3 separate regions of the Homo sapiens genome follow, and all the other regions are linked to region 3. A link is a contact called in ENCODE Hi-C or POLR2A ChIA-PET data. All regions are on one chromosome and are shown on one strand. Each heading gives the region's core, a stretch centred on a gene start or an enhancer-like site at or near the end of the contact. The rest is flanking DNA. Distances are from core to core; before and after follow the strand shown.

Region 1 (3,733 bases), core at 1-2,500, 260 kb before region 3:
TTTCCCTGTCTCTTTATCTGACTGCTAGGGAGGGAAAAGGACTGAAATGCCCAGCAGGTGCTCAAGAATTGCTACCATGGCCAAAAATCTCCCTCTGCTCCCATGCCCTTGCTGAGAGGCAGTTCATCTACAGCCAAAGTGAAGTGCTGCAGGGATCTATACTCAGGTCTTGGACAGGACTTGGAGATGTGATGAGTACTTACGAAATGGTACCTCGGAGCCTCTGAAGAAGGGTGGTAGGTTCCCCAGCCTCAGCACCACCTGGGGGGGCCCTTCCCCCAGTCTTGGGGCTCTTAGCATCAGGCTCATCTTCTGCCATCCCGGCATGAGGGCTAGAATTGAGAGGGACAGGCATAAAGATGTAACTCACACTGGCCTTCCCTTCCCCAGAAGGCCCCAGGGCACTCCTCATCTCTTTACCCAGAAAGGCAGAGAAACAGAAACAAAGCCTCCGAATTTCCCCGGTGGTCTTTTTCTCACCACTTGCCTTCTCCGAAAATTAGAAATTATTCCATTACTTCGCCAGGCCCATATATGCCCAAAGAGATCTTTGCCATCTCCATTCTATCTGCCCCACCTTTCTGAAGTCTCCTAAATCTGGAAAACTGTAAAGGAAGAGATAGGGGGATTGGGAATCCATGTTAGCAAGAAATTTTCATTTCTGCCTCTGACCCCATACTGCCCTCCTCCCCCTCAAAAACAACAATAACAGCCACAAAACAAAGTTCTCTAATTCTCAAAAATACTCCTCACCATTGCATATGCCTGGGAGGTCAGAAAGGATACGAACATATTCTGCCCTTCTAGGCTTGGAAAAAAAACTGGGCCCAAGTTCTCATTACTTAATCTCGCCACGACTTCCCCCGCTGCTCCCCCTCCCCACGTCGCCGGCCCCTACGTCATCTCCCACAACAGCCCATCCTGAGGCGCGCCCCCACCTCCTTCCCTTCCCCCTCCATTCAATCCCCGGTTTCTGCAAAGTGGAGCGGGGGTGGGGCGGGGTAGCGGAACTCATGCGCTGGGCGTCAGAAACCCGGCAGGGGAATGGGGTCCCAGATTCCGGGCACGTGCACATGGGTGAAGAAGCTGTTGAAAATACAGCTACAATCTTTTTCTGCTCTCCTCCCAACTCATCTTGCCCCTCCCTACCTCTGAACAGTCGCCTTCCAACACAAGCAACAATAAAGGTAAGGGAGAAAGAGAAACTACCTCGTAGCCACCTTCACTCCAGCCCAGCCCCAAGGTCCTGGCCCAGCCGGCTCGTGCGTTGCTTTATTTTCCTTTTTCTGAATGGTTGTAACAGCCGCGATCTGCCTAGATACACGGGCGGCCTGCTCTGTCATTGGTCACTGCTGCCACCCGGAGACAGAAGGCGCCGGGCTCGTACCGGCGGCCGCTGAAGTCTGCCTGGTAACAGAATCTGATTGGTCAATAGGGGAGGGAAAATCCAAAGTTGGTCTTATTTGAGTCAAGAGGGGGAAGTCCGGGTTGGGTTTCGGTTAAAACTGGGGTCGGTTGGGACTGCAGGTCCCAAGAGGTTCTTCTCTTAAAGGGACCGCAGGATGAAAGAACGGGCGCTCGGCTCCCTTTGGAACTGTCTTTTCTTTTGCCCTCCCCTTTTGTGTTTCAGTTTAGTCTACGGTCCTCAGAGCTGCCGGAAGAGAAGAATCAATGGATGATAAAATAACTAGACAATGATGGGTAGGAGTGATGGAAGTTCACTGTAAGCTCCTATAACCCCCCATCACCATCACCACATGCCTAATACAACCTGCAGACACACTTACTCGCAACAGACCTGCAATCTGGGCTCTCTTTTCCTTCTTGATGGAGGCCTCAAAACCTCAGCAGTTGTACCCATTAAACTAAAATGCTTTTTCCCTCTTAGTATTTCTTGGTTTCCCGTGTGTACTTTACTTCCAAAGAGTTGCAAATGCATTTGCATCCCCATAGTTCTGCAGTCGGTGAACCCTGGAATTTTGATGGACTCCCACGGGGGTGCTGGATGCCACAGGAACTTTTTACACTCAGGGAACATTGTACTGAATAGGTCATGGGTTCTTAACCCTCTTACTTAAGACATTTTAAGGTTATGAATCAGACAAAAGCAATGGACCCTCTACCATGAAAAATGCACACAGAGACCAAGTTTTGCATCTAATTTCAGAGAGGTCATGGACTCCAGGTTGAAAGCCTCTTACATGGATGTATTTTGTTTTGCGCAGCGGTCATGTTACAACCAAAACTGTATTTGCCATCCTGACATCTAATATGTTCTCCAGGCTCATCATTAATGTGCTTTTGTAAAGAAGACAGTAGTGCTGCCTGAGCTCATCACCATTGCCCTTTACAGCCTACCTTTCCCTATTATCAGCTTCTATGAGTGCTGGGGGAACCCAGGAGATTGTGGAGTTGGGGCAATAAGGATATATTGGCAAGAGGTTTTCTTTTTTCTTTCTTTCTTTCTTTTTTTTTTTTCTTTGAGACGGAGTCTCGCTCTGTTGCCCAGGCTGGAGTGCAATGGCACGATCTTGGCTCACTGCAACCTCCGCCTCCTGGGTTCAAGCGATTCTCCTGCCTCACCCTCCCGAGTAACTGGGTTTACAGACGTGCATCACCACGCCCAGATAATTTTTGTGTTTTTAGTAGAGACGGAGTTTCACCATGTTGGTCAGGCTGGTCTCAAACTCCTGACTTCAGGTGATCCACCTGCCTTGGCCTCCCAAAGTGCTGGGATTACAGGTGTGAGCCACTGCACCTGGCCAGGTTTTCTAATAACAGCTAAAATTTATTTGGTGTTTATTAGGCCAGGCGCGGTGGCTCACGCCTGTAATCCCAAAACTTTGGGAGGCTGAGGTGGGCGGATCACCTAAGGTTGGGAGTTCGAGACCAGCTTGACCAACATGAAGAAACCCCGTCTCTACTAAAAATACAAGATTAGCCGGGCGTGGTGGCGCATGCCTGTAATCCCAGCTACTCGGGAGGCTGAGGCAGGAGAATCACTTGAACTGGGGAGGCGGAGGATTGTGCCATTACACTACAGCCTGGCAACAAGAGCGAAACTCCGTCTCAAACAAAAACAAACAAAAATTTATTTGGTGTTTATTAGGTATCAGACACCATACCAAATGCTAAACACCTCGTGTAATGCTCACAGCAACTCTCTGAAGTAGGTACTGTTACTGTCTCCATTTTACAGATGAGGAAACCAATGTGGAGAGGTGAAGGGACTTGTCCTTAGTCATATATGTAGAAAGTGCTAGAATCAGGATCCAAAGGCAGGCAGTCTGCCTCAAAGCTGATTGTTTTGAGCACTGCCTTAGACTGCATGTATACATATTTGCAGATACTCATAAATAAATATGGGTATAACGGGCTGGACATGATGGCTCATGCCTATAATCTCAATACTTTGGGAGGCAAAGGCAAGAGGATTGCTTGGGGCCAGGAGTTTGAGACCAGCCTGGGCAACAAAGTGAGACTCTGTCTCTCTCTAAACACACACACACACACACACACACACACACACACACACACACACACACACCACACACAGCCAGGTGTGGTGGTACATGCCTGTGGTTCCAGCAACTTGGGAGGCTGAAGCAGGAGGATCACTATTACCCATGAGTTCGAGGCTGCAGTGAGCTATGATTGCACCACTCTGTCGTGCAGCCTGGGTGACAGAGTAAGACCCTGTCTCAAAACAAACAAACAAACAAAAAACAAAAAA
Region 2 (3,750 bases), core at 659-3,158, 410 kb before region 3:
TCCCAGGTTCAATCAATTCTCCTGCCTCAGCCTCCGGCGTAGCGAGTAGCTGGGATTACAGGAATGCTCCACTACGCCTGGGTAATTTTGTATTTTTAGTAGAGACGGCGTTTCTCCATGTTGGTCAGGCTGGTCTTGAACTCCCGACCTCAGGTGATCCGCCCGCCTCGGCCTCCCAAAGTGCTGGGCTTACAGGCGTGAGCCACTGCGCCCGGCCTTTTTTTTTTTTTTTTTGAGACTGAGTTTCGCTCTCGTTGCCCAGGCTGGAGTGCAATGGCGCGATCTTGGCTCACTGCAACCTCTGCCTCCTGGGTTCAAGCGATTCTCCTGCCTCAGCCTCCCGAGTAGCAGGGATTACAGGCACCCGCCACCACGCCCAGCTAATTTTTTGTATTTTTAGTAGAGACGCGGTTTCACTATGTTGGCCAGGCTTGTCTCGTACTCCTGAGCTCAGATGATCCACCTACCTCGGCCTCCCAAAGTGCTGGAATTTCAGGCGTGAGCCACGGCGCCCGGCCTGCATGGGGATATTCTATGGATGTTCGGGTCCTAGGTTACTTTATGAGGACCCACAAGACATCTGGAAAGAGGATAACCAGGTCATTCTGGGGGTTACAAAACCTGTTTTTTTTGTTTGTTTGTTTTGTTTTGTTTTGAGACAGTTTCGCTCTGTCGTCCAGGCTAGAGTGCAGTGGCGCGATCTCCGCTCACTGCAAGCTCCGCCTCCCAGGTTCATGCCATTCTCCTGCCCCAGGCTCCCGAGTAGCCTGGGACTACAGGCGCCCGCCACCACGCCCGGCTAATTTTTTGTATTTTTAGTAGAGACGGGGTTTCACCGTGTTAGCCAGGATGGTCTCGATCTCCTGGCCTCGTGATCCACCCGCCTCGGCCTCCCAGAGTGCTGGGATTACAGGCGTGAGCCACCGCGCCCGGCCACAAAACCTGTTTTAATGGAGTTATTTCATGGGCCATGAGTTTGAGAGGATCTATCTGACCGACTCTTACCCCGAATGTTTTACCATTCCTCTTTATTTATTCATTCCACAGATAATTATGGAGCCCCTACTATGTACGAAGTCACTGGAGGAGCTGGAGATACAAGAGTGAACCAAACACAGTCCTTGCTCCCCAGAAGTTTTACAGTCTGCTCAGAGAGACTGGTCTTCCCACCAGGGTTCATAGCCTACGGGGTACTTTGTTAAAAACGAGCAGTTACTACGAAGACTACAATGGGAGAAATTTTTCTGTGTATCTCCATGCCCTTTGGAGCACAGATAATTGACAGTTGGAGGCTAAAGGGGTTGGGTCGCGGGAAGGTTGTGATAAGTCCCTGATAGCCTCCCGTGCCCTTTTTTGACAGGTCTTCACTGATTCATGCATCAAATATTTACTGAACTCCGTCACTGTGCAGTGCCTAACTTTGTGCTTGAGGCAAACAAAACACAGATCTATTTCGAATGCCATTCCGAGGAAGGTAAGACATGCACGCACGTTTAATCAAATAGTAAACAAGAGTAGTAAAACAGGAAAAAGACTAAGAAGAGTTCTTGGTGGTATTAAATGTTTTGTGATATTCGACACCTTAACGTCTCTGACTTGACACCAGTACTCCCGCAGAGAGTTCTTTCCTGGGTTAGGAATTTCAGAGGACTTGGCGGACCGACTCTTGTCCCGAGTTCAGATCACTCGACCCAGTCCTAGCAAAGAACTGAACCTAAGAGGACCTGCCGAGCCACCGTAGGGACTGTCGGCCAACCCGCGCGCGCACATCTTCCACCCGTGGACTCGTCAGGGCGTGAGGACCCACCTCACGTGACCATTAGCAGCCTCCCGATTGGTTTTGCTCCTTTTTTCTCCCCAATGAGTGGGCTGATGCCCCGAGAAGGTCGGGCGCATGCGCAGTGCTCGGATTTTTTGCTTGGCTACCCGGAGTGAAGCGGCCGGGTTGGGCGATTAACAGGCCGTGGTTAGGAAGGACGGAGAAGGGGCGTTCGCTCCTTTGGGACTTTTCATGCCTCGTTTTTTTTTCAGATGTGGCTTGGTCTGGGCGCAAGGTCCCAGCAGCCAGCTTAAGCTTACTCTTCTGTGAAAGGGGAAAGTATCCCCTGTGGAAAGCGGTTAAACTTGTGGAGGGGGTGCGGGACGTGAGTTCTTCCCCATGCCAGGCGAATGGTGTGGCCTTGAGCTGGTCCAGGAGCCGGCTCGACGTGTCTGAGGGAGGCCCCGGAGGGGGCGGGGAGGTGGCCCACAGAACGCGGGTTCTGTAAAGAGACGTTGGGAAGATTCGATTCCGAGAAGAGGAAGAACCGGATTGAAAGAGAGCCAGGCCGCTGAGGGGGAGGGGGCTGCTAAGATGGCGTCGGCCTCCTCCGGGCCGTCGTCTTCGGTCGGTTTTTCATCCTTTGATCCCGCGGTCCCTTCCTGTACCTTGTCCTCAGGTAAGCCCGGCAGGGCGTGGGTAGGGAGCTGGTGAGGAATATGCGATGGGAGGAAGAGCGAGACCTAAGAGGGTACCTGTAGCTGGGAATGTCCTACGTGTTACCGGTAAGTGGGCGCGAGCTGGGCTTTCAAATAGGGATTTATGAGCGGGCAGGAGTTTGAGGAAAGGATAAGTTTGATTAAGAAGTTGTCGAAAACTTTGGTTGTCTTTGAGGAGGACGGATGGAGATTGAAGGTGGGGGTAGGGTGGCCCGGCGCGGTGGCTCACGCCTGTAATCTCAGCACTTTGGGAGGCCTTGGCGGGCGGATCATTTGAGGTCAGAAGTTCGAGACGAGCCTGGCCAACATAGAGAAATCTCGTCCCTACTAAAAATACAAAAATTATCCGGACAGTAGTGGCGTGCATCTGTAATCCCAGCTACTTGGGAGGCTGAGGCAGGATAATCCCTTGAGCCTGGGAGGCAGAGCTTGCGGTGAGCCGAGATTGGGCCACTGCTCTCCAGTCTGGGCGAGAGAGTGAGACCCTGTCTCAAAAAAAAAAAAAAAGAAGTTGCGGTAGGAAACAAGAGAAACGGAAGGGAGTAGAGAAACTAAGAAAGTAAATGGAGGCCTAAGAAGTAGAGAGAACTACTTAGTGTGAGAGGCAGGTGGAATCTAAGTTGATTGTGGGCTAATTGGATGAAAATGTTGAAGAGAAGCCATGGGACTTAAAAGATATCGAAAAGTTATTGGACGCTTTCGATTTCTGGAGAGGTAGGGAATCGTGAATTTTGTTGGGTGGGCGGGAGTTGTTGAAGCCATCTTTTCCCTCAGATACTCCCCCCTAATGTGTCACCCCTTCTCACTTCGCACCCCCACCCTTAGGGCCGCACAGGCACACAGACACACATACATACTTTCTCAGACTAATTCCTTTGGTGATTCCCAACTCTAAACTGCCCAACTTTGGGAAGGAATGGAAATTTTGAAGAGAGTCTAAGGAATGTAGGAAATTAAGGTCAAAGACCTTAAAAACAGATGGGAAAGATGGAATGGAGTCTTGAATTGCAGTAGAGACTGCGAGAAGTGATGTTTTGGAAATTAGGCCTGAGAAGAAGAAAGATGGGTGGGGGGGTGACTGTAAGTGTTGTGGGGGAGTATTGCATAATAGAAAAATGGACTGGAAGAATGCTTACGCTGTATCAGGAGATTGGAATTTGGAGAATGGAGCCAGGTTAATGTAGAGAGCTCAGCGTATTAATAGTTAAAAACGAATGAAGATTGAGGGAGGGCTGAGGAGGCTCACAAGAAAAGCAGTAGATTGTGTGTAGG
Region 3 (3,500 bases), core at 297-2,796:
GATGTACAAAATATTTTCTTTCTTTATATCTTTATTCCATAAGCTTTTTTTCTATTTAAGGCAATTTTTAATTTTATGTTTTAAACTTTTTTTTTTGGTTAAAAACTAAGACTTAAACACAAACATAGCCTATGCCTACACCAGATCTGGATCATCAATTTCACTGTCTTCCACCTCCATCTCTTGTCTCACTGGAAGGTCTTCATGGGTAATAACATGCACAGAGCTGTCATCTGATGGTAACAATAACTGGGGCCAGGCACAGTGGCTCACACCTGTAATCCCAGCACTTTGGGAGGCTGAGGTGGTTGGATCACCTGAGGTCAGGAGTTCGAGACCAGCTTGGCCAACATGGTGAAACCCTGTCTCTACTAAAAATACCAAAAAATTAGCCAGGCATGGTGGCGCATGCGTTTAATCGCAAGGGATTTGGGAGGCTGAGGCAGGAGAATCACTTGAACCTGGGAGGCAGAGGTTGCGGTGAGCCGATATCGTGCCATTGCATTCCAGCCTGGGCGATAAGAGCGAAACTCCATCTTAAAAAAAAAAAAAACAAAAAAACAAAACAAAACAAAAAAACACAATACTTGGAATACGTGGAAAAAAATCACAATACTTAGAATACCTAGAATACCTTCTGAAGGACCTGCCTGAGGCTGCTTTACAGTTAACTTAAAAAAAAAAGTAGAAGGAGTACACTCTAAAATAGTGATAAAAACTACAGTGAATTCATAAACTAGTAACATAGTTCTTACCATTATCAAGTATTATGTACTGTACATAATCATATGTGCTATACTTTCACATGACTGGCAGTGCAGGTTTGTTAACACCAGCATCACTCCAAACATGTGAGTAATGCTTGTGCTATGACCTTATGGTGGCTACTGTGCCACTAGGTGATAGACATTTTTCAGCTCCATTATCATCTTAGGGGGCCTCCCTCGTGTTTGCAGTCCATTGTAGACCAAAATGTCCTTATGTGGCACATGACTGTAGTTGCAATACAGGACAAGAAAGTTGCACAATAACTGGGCCTTAGTTCCTGATACTTAGTAGCTGGATGACTTTGAGCACTCTAAGGTTGTTTCCTAATAACGTAAAATAGGGAAGCTAATCGTGATCCGGTTGCCTCACAGGTTGTTGGGCCCTGGTCAACATATAAGTTACTGTGCCAAAAAATGAGTTGATATAATTTAAGACTGTGTTGAATCACAAACGTTAAGTTATTCTAACATTATTGTTTTTTAGAGGTTATGAAATGAAAGGGGGGGGGGCGAAAAACTTGGTCCGCATCAAGAACTGAATCATTTTACCACGCTGGGTGCTGGGTTATACTCTCCCCACCCAGCAGATCAAACTCCTAACCCAGCATGAAAGATAAACTACAACTCCCGGCAGGCCTTGCTTCCGAACTGCGTCTTATAACCTCGGCTCAGGCCCAGGCCCAGACCGCTCCCCGCCCCCGCCACCCATAAACTACATCTCCCAGGAGGCCCCACGGTGCCCGATTGTCCGCTTTTCGCCCGCCCCCTGCCTCCTCTTCACCCCGCGCCAGCAGCTCGGTGGCCGAGTCGGTCCCGCGGCCGGCGGATCGGGCGCGCGCGTCGGGGGTCGTCCGGCTGCCAGGCAGGGCGAGCACGCGCCGGGAGGCCTTGGAGGCGTAGGGGGCGGGGGTACGGCTCGCCTGCTCGCAAGATGGCGGACGAGGACGGGGAAGGGATTCATCCCTCAGCCCCTCACAGGAACGGAGGTGGCGGCGGCGGCGGGGGGTCTGGGCTCCACTGCGCCGGGAACGGCGGCGGGGGAGGCGGCGGCCCGCGGGTCGTGCGCATCGTCAAGTCCGAGTCCGGCTACGGCTTCAACGTGCGGGGCCAAGTGAGCGAGGGCGGGCAACTGCGGAGCATCAACGGGGAGCTGTACGCGCCGCTGCAGCATGTGAGCGCCGTGCTGCCCGGGGGGGCGGCCGATCGGGCCGGGGTGCGCAAGGGGGACCGCATCCTGGAGGTGTGAGTATCGGGGCTACCCGCCGCCCCATCCTCCCCGCGCCCCTCCTGCCCCTGCACTCCTCGCTACCCTTGTCACCCCCAGGCCGCACCTCCCCCGAGCTCCGAGCCGGCCTCCGGACCCCCGCCCCTCAGGCCTCCGCAGCCGGGCCCCTCCTTGTGGGCTGCCCTCCCACCACCCGCCCCGGGGCTTCTGCGACGCCGGTCTCCCACCCCGTCGTCTCCAGCTGATGCCCTTGCGCCCCCAGTGCTCCTCCCTGTGCCCCGATTACTCTGGGCTCTTCTCCGCCCCTTTGCCTTCCCGTTTGGCGTGCTGCATTCTGCTCCTCACTCCCCCTCGTCTTGCTCAGAAGGAACCTCATCTGCTCCTTACTGACGGCGTTTCGTTTTCTGATCCAGCCAGTACCGTGTCCCCCCCAAGTTCTCATCTTCAGCATCGCAGTTTCGTTCTCCACCACTCCCCTCCGCCCCCGTGGACTGCCCCTTCTGCCCTCCAGACCAAGTAGGCAGGACCTCTGGTCTGCTCCTACTTTTCCTCCGGAAACACCATCCCTCCCCGCTCGTCTCCTTTTTCTTTCCTTAGTTACCCTCTCCTCATGGTTACGCTGCCCCTAAATTTTTCCATCCCACCGTGTGCCCCTTTCCTCCCCTCCTTTTTGTATTTCTACTCCAAGAGTTTACCTTGCTTTCTGACCCTTGCATGCCTTTGGGGTGGGGGGCGTGGGATTTGACACCGTAGTTTCTCTTCTCGGTTGGCCCCGTATCACACCCTAATTTGGAATCTAGCGTCTCCATCAGCACACCCCTCTGAGAGCATCCCTTCCCTGGCCTCCTGCCTTCACTCCTGCTCTATACTCATGCCTCCTCCTAGTCAGGTTTATGGTAGACCCCTTGTAACTCCTCCTCCTTCAAAACTACTTCAAGCCCTTTTTGGGTCTTTGACCGCTTTGCTTTTTTAGGGCATGCCCGTCTCTGCTGCCTCTTCTACTCTATCCTCCTGTGATCCCACACTTGACTTTGTCCTAGTCTTTCCCTCCCCTAGGCTGCTTTTCCTTTCTTCTGTTTTTTAAGGCGCCTTCTGCTGCTGCAGCCCACCCTCTCTCCCCTGCTGCAGTCCCTCCCCCTTCATACGCCTCCCCCACCACATCCCTCCATGCTCTTGCGGGATGCTGCCTTGTCTTGCAATCTCTGTGCACACCGCCTCCATTACCCTAATCTAGGTGTTACATTTGCCTTTTTGTACTTCGTATTGAAATTCGGATAGTGATTGCCGGTTGACTTGCAGGTGGTGTGTGCTCGCGTTGTCTCCGTTCTCCTCAGCAGTCTTCAGTGCTGTGTTTCTGCTTACTGAATCTATGTTGTGCATTCCTTTTTTACACTTTTACTCTCTCCCTCCATATTTCGATTTGCCCACTTGAAATCGTTCTCATTTTTTATAAATTTTAATTGTAATTTCCGCAACCTTCTGTTGCCTCTTGTAAAACAGTAGGTTTG

The links. Hi-C counts contacts between places; a loop is a spot of excess contacts on that map. ChIA-PET counts read pairs that join two places held with the same protein, here RNA polymerase II (POLR2A). Pooled maps may share reads with other maps.
Region 1: a map of CD8-positive, alpha-beta T cell shows a loop between it and region 3 (8-fold over the local background). The contact joins the promoter of RFX5 here to the promoter of SNX27 in region 3. A Hi-C loop is called at or near these places in 2 of 168 maps with a recorded cell type or tissue (B cell and CD8-positive, alpha-beta T cell), 2 of 37 single-sample maps with no recorded cell type and 14 of 50 pooled maps. POLR2A ChIA-PET finds 5 or more read pairs at or near these places in 3 of 52 experiments (B cell, CD8-positive, alpha-beta memory T cell and H1).
Region 2: a loop to region 3 is called in a map of CD8-positive, alpha-beta T cell, with 6 times the contacts of the local background. The contact joins the promoter of PIP5K1A here to the promoter of SNX27 in region 3. A Hi-C loop is called at or near these places in 2 of 168 maps with a recorded cell type or tissue (CD8-positive, alpha-beta T cell and Caco-2), 5 of 37 single-sample maps with no recorded cell type and 8 of 50 pooled maps. POLR2A ChIA-PET finds 5 or more read pairs at or near these places in 1 of 52 experiments (SK-N-SH).

The regions. Positions count from the first base shown.
Region 1 is chr1:151,346,002-151,349,734 of GRCh38, forward strand. RFX5 (regulatory factor X5) reads right to left here and starts at 1,251. Exons shown (of 11, transcript NM_001025603.2): 1 at 1,210-1,251; 2 at 488-605; 3 at 204-332. The coding sequence starts at 319. RFX5-AS1 (RFX5 antisense RNA 1) reads left to right here and starts at 1,009. Exons shown (of 2, transcript NR_131972.1): 1 at 1,009-1,187; 2 at 1,631-1,890. RefSeq lists enhancers at 84-173, 513-1,712, 767-1,349, 1,316-1,665.
Region 2 is chr1:151,196,644-151,200,393 of GRCh38, forward strand. It overlaps PIP5K1A (phosphatidylinositol-4-phosphate 5-kinase type 1 alpha), which reads left to right and starts at 1,909. Exons shown (of 16, transcript NM_001135638.2): 1 at 1,909-2,438. The coding sequence starts at 2,354. It overlaps LOC124904419 (a long non-coding RNA gene), which reads right to left and starts at 1,882. Exons shown (of 2, transcript XR_007066620.1): 1 at 1,808-1,882; 2 at 1,464-1,697. RefSeq lists enhancers at 2,007-2,206, 2,307-2,386.
Region 3 is chr1:151,610,504-151,614,003 of GRCh38, forward strand. SNX27 (sorting nexin 27) reads left to right here and starts at 1,547. Exons shown (of 12, transcript NM_001330723.2): 1 at 1,547-2,009. The coding sequence starts at 1,699. It overlaps LOC124904420 (a long non-coding RNA gene), which reads right to left and starts at 2,865. Exons shown (of 2, transcript XR_007066622.1): 1 at 2,688-2,865; 2 at 14-1,896. RefSeq lists an enhancer at 1,323-1,422 and a silencer at 1,463-1,902.